Regions from separate parts of the Homo sapiens genome. Here region 2 is linked to region 1. Evidence: chromatin loops called from intact Hi-C (ENCODE). Cell type or tissue: A673. All regions are shown on one strand.

What was found. A loop is a pair of places that touch in the nucleus more often than their neighbours do. Peaks named below come from ENCODE experiments on the same cell type or tissue, not always from the same donor. Only the 100,000 strongest peaks of a DNase experiment are listed, where the experiment ranks them.
Region 2: a loop joins it to region 1, with 7 times the contacts of the local background. A loop is called at or near these places in 1 of 110 quality-filtered maps.

What each region holds. Positions count from the first base shown.
Region 1 is chr12:81,292,355-81,297,354 of GRCh38, reverse strand. PPFIA2 (PPFI scaffold protein A2) reads left to right here. Exons shown (of 33, transcript NM_003625.5): 24 at 2,320-2,520. PPFIA2-AS1 (PPFIA2 antisense RNA 1) reads right to left here. Exons shown (of 6, transcript NR_120491.1): 3 at 4,831-4,961; 4 at 586-721. Among named protein-coding and RNA genes, the nearest start is that of PPFIA2-AS1, 16 kb to the right of the region's middle. In A673, no CTCF peak of the experiment used is centred here; DNase peaks (open chromatin) are centred at 284 and 2,704; H3K4me3 peaks cover 622 bases; H3K27ac peaks cover 4,518 bases.
Region 2 is chr12:80,604,916-80,609,915 of GRCh38, reverse strand. PTPRQ (protein tyrosine phosphatase receptor type Q) reads right to left here. Exons shown (of 45, transcript NM_001145026.2): 27 at 4,736-4,857. All of the region lies in intron 1 of LOC105369867 (a long non-coding RNA gene), which reads left to right. Among named protein-coding and RNA genes, the nearest start is that of MYF6, 100 kb to the left of the region's middle. In A673, CTCF peaks have their summits at 1,780 and 1,984; DNase peaks (open chromatin) are centred at 1,945, 2,445 and 3,935; H3K4me3 peaks cover 385 bases; H3K27ac peaks cover 4,375 bases.

The DNA.
Region 1 (5,000 bases):
ATGTTTATACTGGTTAGCTATTGCTGTTTACAAATTACCCCCAAATTTGGCATTTATGATCTCATGACTTCTATGGGTCAGGAGTCTGGGAATAGCTTTGTGATGGCCTCTGCTCAGAGTCTCTCACAGGGCTGCAATCAAGGTATCAGCCAGGGCAGCAGTCATCTCAAGGCTAGACTTGGGGAGAATCCACTTCCATGCTCATTCATATGGTCAGGGTCATGATTCAGTTTCCTGCTGGCTGTTGGCCAGAAACATTAGTTCCTTGTCATATGGGACTCTCCACAGGGCTCCTGAGATCTGACTTACTCCAGAGTGAGAGCTCAGAGGGAAAGAGACAGCGGGAGGGGACTAGCAGGAATGAAACCACAGTCATTTTATTGCCTAAACTGGAAAGTGACATCCCATCACTTTTATCATCAGCTATTTATTAGAAATAAATCACTGGGCCAATCCTACCCCCAAAAGAAGGAGATTATAGAAGGGAACGGATATCAGGAGGTAGAGAGAAATAATCAAGCTTGATTCCTTCATTTTACAAATGAGGAAAATATGGCTGAGGTTTAGATGGGTTACATGACTCACCAATGACTGGAAAGGAATTAGGGCTCAGGTCTTCTGATTTGTGGTCCAGAGCTCTTGGCACTGTATTTTGCTGATTTATAGTTTTTCTTCTTTGTCTCACTTTTTCTCACTCTCACAATTCTCTCCTTTGTTCAATCTGTTTATTTCAACAAATAGAAAAAAAAATCAGTCAATCTTTTGGACATTCAAAAACAAATATGTAAGCTGCTAATTTTTTGTTGTGTTTTCTACTTCTTACTCATAACTAATGATGGAGGGAAAATGGGAGAATATTCCTGTTTTAAGTGATGTTATTCAGGTGCTGAAATATAATGCCCGTGATTGGCATTCACCCAGTGCTTGAGATGTGCACGAGACCTGTGCTGTGTAAATAGCACTGCTGGTTTAATTGTCTTTCAAGAGTCTCACAGCAAAGTTGAAAAATCAAAATATCTAATTTCTTTTCTTTTTTGAGACAGAGTTTCACTTTGTTGCCTAGGCTGGATTGCAGTGGCACAGTCTCAGCTCACTGCAACCTCTGCCTCCCGGGTTTAAGCAATTCTCGTGCCTCAGCCTCCCCCGTAGCTGGAATTACAGGCATCTGCCACCACGCCTGGCTGATTTTTTTGTTTGTTTGTTTTAGTTTTAGTAGAGACAGAGTTTCACCATGTTGCCCAGGCTGGTCTTGAACTCCTAAGCTCAGGCAATCCAGTCATCTCAGCCTCCCAAAGTGCTAGGATTACAGGCGTGAGCCACCGCGCCTGGCCTCATTTTTTGTTGTTGTTTTCTTTTGTTTCGTTTTGAGGCAGAGTCTCATTCTGTCCCCAGCCTGGAGTCTAAAGGCCTGATCTCAGCTCACTGCAACCTCTGCTGCTCAGTTTCAAGTGATTCTCCTGCCTCAGCCTCCCGAGTAGCTGGAGTTATAGGCACTCGCCATCATGCTCAGCTAATTTTTGTATTTTTAGTATTATGATGTTTCACCAAGTTGGCCAGGCTGGTCTCGAACTCCTGACCTCATGTGATCCTTCCACCTCGGCCTCCCAAAGTGCTGAGATTACAGGCATGAGCCACTGTGCCCAGTCTTAAAATCTCTAATTTCTGATGCATTATTAATTTTGTTGCTTTCTTTAGTTTTTCAATGATTTGAGTTTTAACTTCTTTCTTAGCACATCATTTCACTCTCTAAAAGGCATTTTCATATATAGCATCTAATTAAGTTCACACATCTTTCACATGGTGTAGGAAGGTAGGTGGAAATGTGGCTTAGCTACACTGCATGCTTTGATCGAAATCACATGGCTGGATGTGGCACAGCTGTCTCGTTCTGTGACAGAATTTCTCTTCACTCAGAATTCCAAAGAAGCATTATAAATTGAAGCCACTCATTAAGCAAACATTAATTGAGTCCCTTATCAAATGTGGCTTGTAGCCGTTCTGGTCCCTACATACAAAGGGGAACTTGGTGCCATGCAGCCATTACTTTTACCACTAGTAATATGAATTAGTTAAAATAGAGTCTCTGGAGCTAGCATGTCTCAATTTCAAATCTTGTTTCTATCCCTGCCTCCCTGGTGTTTTTAAATACATCATTTAATTTCTTTGTGCATCTATGTCCTCTAGGGAAAATAATGATAACATTTTATCTCGTGGGGTGAGGTCATGTATGTAAGATACATAAAATAATTCCTAGCATATGAGACACTAAAATGATAACTATTATTATAATTTGTTAGTGTATTTTTTCCTATCTAACAGCTTTGGTTGGGAATGCCTGCGTGGTACGTGGCAGCCTGCCGAGCCAACGTGAAGAGTGGTGCCATCATGTCTGCTTTATCTGACACTGAGATCCAGAGAGAAATTGGAATCAGCAATCCACTGCATCGCTTAAAACTTCGATTAGCAATCCAGGAGATGGTTTCCCTAACAAGTCCTTCAGCTCCTCCAACATCTCGAACTGTGAGTCAGTTTCTGCTCCTCCCCTTCCTCAGTGCTAGGCAAATAGCCGTGTGTCTAAGTCTACAGAGCAAAATTGTGACAGCACACATTTCAATGTCAGCTTGAATTATTCTCAAGAGATTAAGCTTGCTCTTTATTAACCTTGCTGCTACTTTTAATAGGTTTTCAAATGAGGAACTATGATTCATATCAGACGTGAAAGCTAGCATAGCAGACTTTTGAGCTAGCATCTGAAGTTTAGATTTTTCTCCCAAGCGACAAGACCCTGAGCTTACTCTTTTTTCAATTCCTTCCTTCCTTCGTTCCTTTGTTCCTCCCTCCCTTCCTCCCTCCCTTCCTTCCTTCTTTCCTTCCTTCCTTCCTTCCTTCCTTCCTTCCTTCCTTCCTTCCTTCCTACCTACCTTCCTTCCTTCCTTCCCTTCTTCCTTCCTTCCTTTCTCTTTCCCTCAGGTAATTTCTCAGAAGATAAGATATAAGCATTAGTGATTACTAAAGATGCAAGGCTTAAGTGACTACATTTTTTAGTTTTAATATTTTTTATTTTTATAGATTCAGGGGGTACATGTGAAAGTTCGTTACATGGGTATATTATGTAATGGAGATTTTGGGGCTTCCAGTGTGCCCATCACCCAAATAGTGAACGTTGTACCCAATGGGTAATTTTTCAAACCTCATCCCTACCAACCTCTTCCCTTTTGGAGTCTCCAATGTCTGTTATTTCCTTCTACCTGTCCACATGTACCCATTGTTTAGCTCTCACTTACAAGTGAGGACATGTTGTATTTGATTTTTTTTTGTTTCCAAGTTATTTCACTTGGGATAATGGTCTCCAGTTCCATTTATGTTGCTACAAAAGACATTAGTTTATTCTTTTTTATGACTGCATAGTATTCCATGGTGTGTATATACATTTTATTTATCCAATCATCCACTGATGGACACTTAGATTCATTCCATGATTTTGCTATTATGATTAATGTTGTGATAAAGACATGAGTGCAGGAATTATTTTGATATAACAATTGCTTTTCCTTTGGGTAGGTACTAAGTAGCGAGATTACTTAGTTGAATGCTCATTCTATTTTTAGTTCTTTGAGAAATCTCCATACTGTCTTCCATAGAGGTTGTATTAATTTACATTCCCACCAACAGTGTATAAGTGTTCCCTTTTCTCTGTGCCCTTGCCGACATCTTTTTTTTTTCTTAACTTTTTAGTAATAGCCATTCTGACTGAGGTGGGATGGTATCTCACTTGGTTTTAATTGCATATATCTGATGATTAGTGATATTGAGCTTTTTTATATGTTTGTTGGACACTTGTATGTGTTCTTTTGTAACTCACTATTTCTTAAGAAGTTTCTGTAATTATGAAATTATGTGAGTTTGACGTTTTACAGATACCAAATGGAATATCTGGAATATCTTTTTCTTTCAAAGTCTGTTTGTTTTTCAGTTATAAATTCCTAGTCATCTCATAATTTTTTACCTATCCTAATCCTAGAAAAGAACAAAATGTGACAAAAAAGGCATGCATGACGACAAATTCCCAAAAACTCCCAAATAGTATTTAATTATTTGTTTATTCCATTCCTAAATTATATATTTTGTTTATAAAGTATATTATTTCTGATAATTACTAGATTTCCCAAATCTCATATCTTATATAGCATAATAAAATATGGGAGAATGAGATAAATTTTAGCAATAGGTAAAATATTAAAAAGTCTTATTACTTTATTGCAGTTTTCAGGCAGAAAAGTAACAAGTATAACTTTTTTATACATGATCTTAAACAGTTGTGAATAGTTTGTTTCATTTCTATTTACACATTTTCCTTCCCAGTATACTAGATTCTAATGCCAGAAATAAAAGGTCAAATTTAAAAGGCTTATATAATTCTTACATAACTCCATTTTAAGTTCTTCCTAAATGACATGTAGGAAAAATATATAATTTTTAAAATTCTTACCTATATTATTTTTAAATAGACACAAATGTTTTTCACTATACCTGGATTATGACTCAAGCTAAAAGACAATTTAGAATACAATAGCCCCTTGAATAAGATAGGAGTTAAGGGTGCTGACCCCCCACACACAGTCAAAAAATCAGCTAGAATTTTTGGCTCTCCCAAGACTTAACTACTAAGAGCCTACTGTTGACTGGAAGCCTTACTGATAACACAAATAGTTGATAAGCATGTATTATGTGTTTTATATGTACACATATATGCTCCATTCGTACAATAAAGTAAGCTAGAGAAAAGAAAATATTATTAAGAAAATCATAGGGAAGAGAAATTATATTTACTATTCATTATGTGGAAGTAGTTCATCATAAATGCCTTTATCCTCGTCGTCTTTATGTTGAAAGTACGCTGAGGAGGAGGAAGGGGAGAGATTGGTCATGTTGTCTCAGGAGTGGCAGTGGCAGAAGAAAGTCTGTGTATAAGTGGAATGATGCAGTTCAAACCTGTGTTG
Region 2 (5,000 bases), 690 kb after region 1:
ATTACCCACAAAAGGAAACACTCTTTGTAACATAATTCAGAAGATAAGACTGATAGATATAAAATATATACGTATCTTATGACTGTAACACATTTTTCAGAAATACACCATCTTTCTGAAGTACACTTTGATATTTTCTGCTCTTTTTAACTTTATTCCACCTCATTTAAAAATTCTGATGATGGCTGCAGTTTGAAAAACTCTGATTTAGTACTATGTGTAGCACTGGATAGTAATTAATTGTGGATGTCATAATTATTAATGTGCATAAATGAGTGTCTTTAGGCATATGAAATGTAGCTATATGATTTGTTCAAACATAGTCTGTCCTTTATGGAGGTTCTGGCCTATTCACTCCAGATATTAAACATAACTAAACTTGCTAGCACTAAGTAGAAGGGCTTTTCCCAAGATAACCATGAGAAAATTCAAAATCCTATCATACATACTACTTTCAGGTATCTTAATTGAAACACTTAAAACCAGGTTTTATACACAGTGAACACTATTAAGTCCATTTTCAACTTGACCTTCCCTTATAACTTTGAAATATTTTTTGTTTGGTTGGTTGGTTCAATGTATTCTTTTAATGCTCTTTGCTAAGAACATATTTTATTGATAATATGGCGAAACACACATTGATTTGCATATGGTATAACTATATTGTAAATGTTGTCCTGGAAACTCATTTATAGAGATGTTTGCTGAGGTAATGTAAATAAAATTAACTCAATTTTTTTTTAAAAAAAAGATGTTGCTATAAAAAAAGAAAAAAAAGAAACATAGTAAAAGGATGATATAAATAATACTATCGTTGCATACAGTCAAATAGATCATTCCCACCTTAAGACAGAGCAGTGGACAGAAATGCCCCACTTCTCGAAAATGGAAGAAAAACAAATCAGCGTAGAAATCCTATTGATCAGGAATATATGCCACTGGCAGAAAATGTGTATTTAACTAGTTGTTAACATTTGAATATCACATAAAAATATGCTTTTTGTAATTTTCCTTAAGACTAGGCTTAATTTCATGCTGAAAAAATATTATTGAGAGGTGCAGAGATGGGTAACTATTGACCTCTGTAAAGGGGCCTGGGTCCCATTCATTGGAGCCCCACTCAATTGGCTTCACTTTGACTACTGGTTCATGTCACTTGTCTTTTATAGCTATTTGAATTCTGATTTTATAGAGGTAAGGTGACTTCCTCAGGGTTACTTAGTAGCAGAGGAAGGATTTGAGCCCAGGTCTTTCAAGAGTCCATAGAATTCTACACTTCCACAAGGTCACTGGGTTTGATCTTATAAATTTAACTATTTATAATTTATAAATTATAAATTTATAATTTATAAGTATAATTTATAAATTATACTCTTCCAATGCCTTCCATTAAAACAATAGATAACAAATATCAAGTCGCAAAATATGACATGGCACGCATATATTATATCTTTAAAAGTATTTAACAAAATTTGAAAGGAATTCTCGGTCCTCAAATTTGGCAGTACAAAAGATCATCATTACCTTTCTTTATTAAACCTACTACACCTTTGTTGTTGTTAGCTATTACTTGTCCACTTACCCAGGACTGAAATCACATCTTTCTGACTCATTTTCCTTCAATCAATTCCAAGTTTGTTTGCTCATATTGTACTTGATAATCTATTGTTATAAAATGTCTTTCATCATTTTTGAAGTGTTACTTTATATTCATTATCAGCAATTAGACTCTGGTTCTCCTCTTCCTGCCCCACTTCCTATTTTTTTTCTCTTCCTACCCCGCCTCCACCCTTTCCCATCTTGTGTACCCCTATTCATTCGTCAAGTCCTAGAATATATTTAACCTGCTCTATGAAGTCTCCTTTATCTTCTATTCCTCCCATAACAGGAACTTTAATTATTTTGTTACCTTATATTCCCCACAAAACTTCATACCTCAAACTCTATAATTAGCTGTTTCTATTCCAGTGTGTACCACTAGGGTGTGAGCTACCTGACAGCAGAGCTTTATGTTTTTCATCCTTGTCTTGATGCACAGAAGCTACTCATAACAATTTGTTCAGTCAAAGAGTAAAAGGAACAATGAAAATGATCCTAAATGCATTAATTTCCAGCAGAATCATCTAGGATGATATTTACATTTTATTAAGATTGACAATTTTTGTTTACACTTTTAAAGTTAAGAGTTTTATCGGTGTGGCTAGTATTTTGTAGAAGACAGGCTGCACAATAAGTCCCAAGTGCAATGCTATGTATTCTTCCTTAGTCTGGGAACCAGTGATTCTTGAATGTTGATAATTACATATTAATGAAATGAGCTGCAGAAGTGCTTTATCAGAGTTGTTCACTTCTACATATCCAGCACCTAGCACAGTTCTGGTACATTGGAAGTATTTTAAAATGTGTGAGGAAGGAAGGAAGGAAGTAAGGGAAGGAGGGAGGGTGGGAGGGAGGAAGGAAGGAAGGAAGGAAGGAAGGAAGGAAATACCTCTACTTAATTCCAAGAATCCTAAAGAAACTGTGAATTACTAGGTTCTATCTGAATCTGTTCTTGCTATTGTTGATCTAAAGGAGTTTTGGTGAGGCTATATTTATGTTGGCGAATTTTATTTGTTATTTAATGACCTTCCCTTTCTCCTGTCAAACCATTGTTGATCTGTTAGTTTTAGCCAAGTCTTAGCTCTGTGAGAAGTTATTCACCGTCTCTGTTCCTTAGATTTCTTTTATGCAAAATGAAGGTAATAATGTTTATATGAAAATATTGCTGGATAACATATAATAAGATAATGAATAGGAAGAGATGAACATGTAACTTGTAGAAAATAAGCAATTAAAATATTTGTTATCTTCCCATTCTACCCTCTTTCCCTTGCTCACTTTGAAACTCAGCAAGAAGGCTACAAGAATGAGATTACAAAATCACTTCTTAATATGTTTTATTTTTTTTGTTCCTTTAAGCAGAATTTCCAAGGGAGAACTATTTTCATTAATAAAGTGCCTTTCATTTGACAGAGTAAAGCTTTATCATTTTATAATTTGTTTTTAATGCATATTCCCAGGGCATTCATCATTCGTGCTAATTATTTTTGGCTAATTACATACTAAAATCTTCACAAATATGCTCTACAAAAGGAACAGAAAATAGAGACTGAATTGGAGAACAAATACATCAACAATTCTTTCAATTTTATTTTAATGATGACAGGTCTTTTGAGATAGAAGCATTATATCTCCATTTAAGGAATACTACAAAGACATAATAAAATTATAAAGTTGGTCAAGAGACAGAGAGAAAGGAGGAGAAATCACTATGCTATACAATTTAATGCATAAGATGCTATTAGAAAACTGTGTTCATCAGGCCCAGCAAAACCCAAGCAGGGTGCAAAGGAAATACTTCCAGTCTTTATTCTGGCTAACAGTTCTGCATTATTGACATCATTGAGCATCCTATCTTATATGAAGGGTTTGACTTTCATACCTGGATTTCCATCCAAATGGCTATCTACTCCCATTCAGTCTCTTCAATGGCCTCTTATTTAAGTGTTGATAGTCCCCAGGGTGCTGTCCTTAGGTTGTCATCTTACTTTGCACATTCCATAGTGAATCTCATTCACTCTTATAATTTTGACTATCTTCTAAATACTAACATTACCCAAATCTGGAAATCCAGAATTTCTCTCCTGAGCTCCAGATCCATATTTAATACTGCCAATGGGTGTATTGACCTGGAGGACTGCCACATATTTCAAACTCAGTGTGTCTAATACTGAACTCATTCCTTTCCTCTACAGATCTGTTCCTCCTCATAATCTTCTGTCATATAACTTACAATCATCCTTAATTATCCTACTCACTCACCATCATGAGTTAGTTGATTTTTCACCAAATTCTATAGGTTTAGATTATTTTTCATTCGTTCTCTTGCTACATTTCCTCTGTTCTTTTTCCTTGCCCTTTTATAGTTTCCTGTCTCCTTGCCTGATTTTACACCCCCCATACTGCTCTCAATCTATCCTCTACACTGCAACCATGCCTATGTTATACAGTAGAAATCTGTATCACCAACTGGCACCCCACTGCCCTTAACATAAAACCCTAACTCTGTAACTTGTTGTATAGTCAGCCTCTGGATCTAGCCTCATCTCTTAGAACTTATTTTTTTTAATGCTATAGCCTGGGATTGCCAAAAGACTTGATTTTTCTTGAATGAGGCTTACTTTTTTACACCCCTATTCCCATTTACCTTTTATGTTCTGCTTCACTTATTTTTCAAGACTTAGCTCTGATGTTATTTTATCTGGAAGATATTTCTCCTAATGCCTTCTCTCTTCTCATTTTGTATTATGAATTACTTTCTACCGTACTGTAAACCAGATATTTGTATTACTACCAATTTAACCACTTGTATGTGTGTATATATACATACATATATATACACATTCTATACACTGATAAAACATATTATAATAATGTTACTAATATCTTATATTTATTGAGCATTTACCATATCTCAGGGAATGTTCCAAGTTCTTTATGCATGTTAACTGATTCAGTCCTCATACCCTGTTTACTATTATTAATCTTTACAGATGTAGACATTGAAACACAAACAAGTAAAGTAATTTTCCTACTGTCTAACAGAGCCAAAATTCAAATTCAAATAGTCTGGTTCCAAATCTTGTATTATTAACCATTTTATACTGGCTTTTACAGAAGGTAAGACATGCCTTACCGATTTGACATCAATCAGATAACATGTTGGTCCAGTAATGACAGCAGGTTCACTCCAGCTTATGCTGATGCTAAAAGGTGATGTTGCTACTACATGAACATTTTCAGGAGGACCATCTGGAGCTATGACAATAGAAAATTAATTATCTAGCTACATTAGAATTAGTACTTGCTACAGCACAATAATAGAAAAGACCATGAAAAATGGATAGTCATAATAAATTAATTTTAATTTTACATTAATTTATATTTCACAGAGTGCTAAA